2 separate regions of the Homo sapiens genome follow, and region 2 is linked to region 1. Evidence: chromatin loops called from intact Hi-C (ENCODE). Cell type or tissue: PC-9. All regions are shown on one strand.

The links. Hi-C counts contacts between places; a loop is a spot of excess contacts. Peaks named below come from ENCODE experiments on the same cell type or tissue, not always from the same donor. Only the 100,000 strongest peaks of a DNase experiment are listed, where the experiment ranks them.
Region 2: it touches region 1 in a loop (7-fold over the local background); 18 of 110 quality-filtered maps call a loop at or near these places.

The regions. Positions count from the first base shown.
Region 1 is chr9:132,900,879-132,903,378 of GRCh38, forward strand. TSC1 (TSC complex subunit 1) reads right to left here. Exons shown (of 23, transcript NM_000368.5): 18 at 1,727-1,909; 19 at 711-821. Among named protein-coding and RNA genes, the nearest start is that of SPACA9, 23 kb to the left of the region's middle. In PC-9, CTCF peaks have their summits at 1,137 (motif pointing left) and 1,336; a DNase peak (open chromatin) is centred at 1,223.
Region 2 is chr9:132,805,737-132,808,236 of GRCh38, forward strand. The region is part of intron 10 of AK8 (adenylate kinase 8); the gene reads right to left. Among named protein-coding and RNA genes, the nearest start is that of AK8, 71 kb to the right of the region's middle. In PC-9, no CTCF peak of the experiment used is centred here; a DNase peak (open chromatin) is centred at 1,425.

The DNA of each region.
Region 1 (2,500 bases):
AAAACTAGCACATAGACGTCATTAAACAGGGAATCAGCTAGGAGCACACTATTTCAATGTTAAGGCAAAATAAACCAGTCCCATGGGTTCACAGTCCCTGACATAATGGCAGGTGGGGAGGATGGTACCCAAGGACAACAAAAATAGACAGAAACACACTTCAGAACTGTGCTTTGCAAAGGGGACAGCACAAATGCAGTCCATCAAACTGACCACCCACAGAACACCTGGAGAAGGTGGACAGGTATACCACCAAGGCCCAGTGGCATAAAGCCCTAGGGAAAACTCACCGTTCTTGACAAAATGATGTATGAAGTGCAGTGATTCCCAAAGAAGGAGGAATCACGCTCAAAAACCTGAACAAACTTTTGACATTTATGTAAACAAGGTATGAAGAAAGAGTTCCATGGGATACACATAGAGCAGGGTTTAGGATGGATACTTCTTTGTTGCAGGGGGCTGCCTGTGCATTGTAGGATATTTGGCAGCACCCTGGCTCCTACCCACTGGATACCAGCAGCACCAAAAACATGAACCTAAAATGTCTCCAGACATTGCCAAATGTCAGGGACTATGGGGGCAGCAGAACCACTTCCTGTTGGGAACCCATGACACAGACACTCAAGTAATCTATTTCTTTAACCTGTCTGAAGGAAGAATGTTAGCAAATGGTGTTTCAGCAGATTCAGGTCTGCCTCATTTCTTCTTACCTTTTGGGAAACCTGACTGAGCAGCAGCTCAGTGTGACACACCTTGTTGTTGGCCTTCTTCAGTTCTATCCGCAGCTCCGCAATCATGTTCCTGCAGTCCTCCAGCTTCGTCTGCCCAAAGAGACGTGGACATGAAGTTTGAGGAACACCAACAGGCCAGATCACAGGCCTACCTAGCCACCAGCCCACAGAGGACTGGGAATGCCTTAGCTCAACGGCTCTACTTTCTTGGGCCCTCAGAATTTGATGTCTTAGTTTTAAAAAGTAAGTTATGGTTGATTTCTGAGTTCCTTACTGTTTAACAAAAGAAAAAAAGAGACCTTAGATCCTCAGTTCCCAAACTGTGCACCAAAGAGCCCTGAGGCTACACAGCAAACTCACAGGGATGCTGCAGAAAGATTCTGAATTTTCGAGGGAGACGCAGCGCCATCTGTTGGACACTCTGTGAATTACTAACTGGCTGGAAATGATGCTGTGTCTGTGGATGACGTCTTTGTGAAGCCGGGTTTTTTTGGGTGCAGTGATACAAAGCACCACAAGGAAAACCAGTGTGGAACAGGAAATGAGGGTGTCACTGTCCACTCTGATTTCAAGGTCTGAGATACCATGCAGTGCCCAATAGGTGCACACGAGGCATTAGTAATTGCAATTATTTTTTTAAAAATTAATTTATGTGTATTATCTGTGAACAGCTACTAAGTTCTTAGGACATTCGTACTCACTAAGTTATTCAGATCTACTTAATGAGCAGAACTGTTAACTGTTTCCTTTTGGCTGCAGAAAAAAAAATGACTGAGACACTAAGGGAGCTACTATATGAACCAACAAAGTTGGGGAACCTCTGTCCTAAGTAAGATTCACCTGCCATGAAGAATTTCTGCCATGATTTCAGAGAGAAAAGCATTCAGCTTAGTAAAGCTGAACAAGTCAAGGACACCCAGGGAAACTGACTGCCTCCCTCCCCACTGCTCTCCGGCATTCTCGCAGTTGGCTTTGCCTGGTGCTGCAGTTTATACCTGTAATTCCTGGCTCTGGTTGTAGAATTCCTCTCGGTCATGCTGCAGCTGTCTGATCTGGCTGTGGAGCTTGGTTACCATAGTGTCACGCTGCTCCTGGAGCTGATTGTATCTAGCTTGTTCTTTCTGCAGACTAACCTTCCACATCTGGATGTCCTTCTCTTGTAACTTCAACTGATCTTTCTAGCAGAGACCAGAAATGTCATCATTTTAGCTGTCTTCCAACACAGGCAATTTAACACACACTGCGAACATTTCATCTGAATAGTCATAAGCTACCCTGAAAATGTAACTAACTACAGACCAAAACTCTTAGAGCTCACTACTGTCTTACTTGGCCTTAGGTCAAGGTTTTCCAAATTTTACATTAAGCAAATGGATCTTAAGTTGCTTAAATAAATCTTCTCAGGGATCAGTTTGCTTCCAATACTTTCAAAAGTCTGACTACCAACACTGGAATAAAATCTCTCAAACATGGTACTAAGTTCACTGAAACGATGAGCATTTACTGAATGCTTGCAGTGTGCTGGGCGCTCAGCAAGGGCTTACCGACATAATTTCTTTTAACCATCACAACTTAAAGAGCAGGTGCTGCTATTGTTATTTCCATTTTATAGCATGGCTAACAGAGGCTTCAAGAGGCCACGTTACTTTTCTAAGGTAACACTGGTAGAGCCAAGATTCAAACTCCAGGCCTGACTGGCTTCACACCCGCTGTACAATACACGCTTCAGTTTTGTGCCATGAAATAGCTTTACAAGAGTTGGTTTTACA
Region 2 (2,500 bases), 95 kb before region 1:
ATGCAAACAACGCTTTTACCCTGCCACTCTGCTTGGCTATCTTGGCCACAGCTTTCTCTCTGGCTGAAAAAGACTCCTACCTAGTTTCCATGAGGAAATCTTTGTAGCAGTCCCAGCGGAAAAGTCAAAAGTTTGACTTGAAAAAAGGAGCTACTTCAAAAGCATTGTCAGACCGAGGTGAGGGTTCCTTTAAAATGCATAAATTACAGGGGGCATCCATTAATAAACCTCTAGGCCACCCTACAGCGGGGGCTCTGGGTTGGGGGTACCAAAGGGACAGAGGCCAACACACCTGGGGGAGGCAACGCGAAGGAAATCCACATAGAATAAGAGTAAATTAATGTGTTTATTACTTACTGCTTGGCGTGTGTGTGTGTGTGTGTGTGTGTGTAGAAAAATGAAAGAAAAATGTAGAGTTTTTTCAATAATAAAAAGGGAGTTGCACTGCGGGGCCCCTAAAGCTTGTGAAAAATTAAACTCGACGGATTCAAACTGTCCTATTTCCACTTCAAAAGAGAAGAGGCACTGAGCTCTTCCCAACTTATCTTCAAACGCCCAGCACCCTAGAAAGTTTCTTTAAAAAAATAAAGGCTCCTGTTCCCCCAAGCACTGTACCGGTTACTGTACCCACTGTCTCTCCCTCTTCTAATTATACCCCTGTGAGTCTATTAATCAACTTGTAAATTATTTAGAGAGTCATGCGCTGTCTTCAGCGAGTACAAACACACCGCATGCAAAGGCTTGCTGGAAACGGGCAGAGGGTCCCTCAGGGTCTCCCCTCCACGGGAAGACAGCTTGCAGCTGGCCGAGGCTGCTCTGCTAAAAACAAGAAATAGCATTCCGCTTACCTCCTCAGATGGGGAGATTTACTTTGTCTTTCAACTCAGCAACTCTTTGCAAGTTTTTAACAAAAGAGAAAAACTGGTCTATGGTCGATCTTTAGTGTGCATTTAGTGATGAGAATATTAATTCCCCCTTAAAAATGCAGCACTTTGGCTGAGCTCTGATCCACACCTCCTGGGATCTGGACTCACGGAAGGCTCTTGAAAACACATCATCATCCCAATTGGGGGCTGGTTTGGCTTGTTTGTATTACGATGGCTGCATTTGCTAGGGTGAGGTCTCATTACCAGAAAGGGTGCAAATTAGCTTCTTGAAACTCTCTCAAATCTCCCGCCTTTTCTCGGGTTCTATTAGGCCATGAGGGACCTTTCCCAGACAGAAATGTTTAGGAAATGTAGGGATGTGTGGGAGGGGCACAGGTAACAACTCGATAATGATCTGTCTTCCACATCACCTTTTCTACATACCAGGACTTTCGCTTTTAGGGGAAAGTCATTACCAATTAAATAGCTGTCTTCCCTCCTGACAATAAGAAAGGAATATGTCTGGTATGTGCCAAGGAATGTGGGCCTTCCTACAACTGAACTGCTTTAGCTGTTGGGAGATGCTGGGGGGGGCGGGGCCACAGGGGCAGCTGCCAGTTAGGAGCTCACCGTAACTGGGCCGACGAGCCAGTTGGGCAGGTGTTGCAGAGTGTATGCAGAGACAGGAGATGTGAAAAGCTACAGTCTAGCTCAGAAGCCCCACTGCTGGGGACATGGCATGGCTGGCGGGCTCCTGACCATGCAGTTCCAGCATGTTCCGAGTGCGCTGTGGACAGGCTGAGATGAGCATCTCATGCACTTGGAGCAAAGACATAAACCAGCAAGGACAAGATCTGCCTTTGGCTGTTTTTCATCTCCTCCCTGGATAACCACCCTCCAGAGGAAGTCCAAGCAACTCATGAGAACGAGAACAGTTCCTTGGGCCAGGGCAGAAGCCAAGCCTTCTGGCTGAAGAGCCGGCGTTGTACCATTCACTGGGCCCGGCAACCTGGAAGTAGGTTATATCCACCATCAACAGTCCCTGGACCCTAATTTATGGCTAAAATTCTCATGAGAAAGGCTAAAAATAAAGCAGTGCAGACTTCAGACTTCTTTATGTTGGGTGAGTTTGAACAACAGAGTGAGGCCCATGAGCAGGGCTCATTTTATATTAAGTGAAAATCGGGAAGCGACATTCCAAGAGGCAAAGACAGAATTATGGCCAATTTCCTTAGGAAGCTCTGGGCCTCCAGAATTCAGAAATTTCAAACACACTTCGGTAGGAATGGAGCTATGGGGAAGGAGCTGAGGACATCATTTGGCAGTGGTGGCCACTGTGAGCCACCGCTGATTTAAGCAAAGAACTGAGATCTAGTAGCGCCTTTGCTTGAGTTCAGAGAGGAAAGAGGACATCTGTACACATGCTGTAGAACACGGTGGCAATGGAGTCCATCAGCAGCAACCATCTCATTTTAAATGATACAGAAACAGCTGAGAACTTATTTTTCCAAAAGCCCAGAATCGTTTTTACTTGTTTTGTACTAGTGTAAAAGTGACAGGAGCTCCCTGGCAACTAAGGCTGCATGATTTAAGCTCGACCCTGTTTATCGTATGCAGAGCAAACTCCTGGTGAC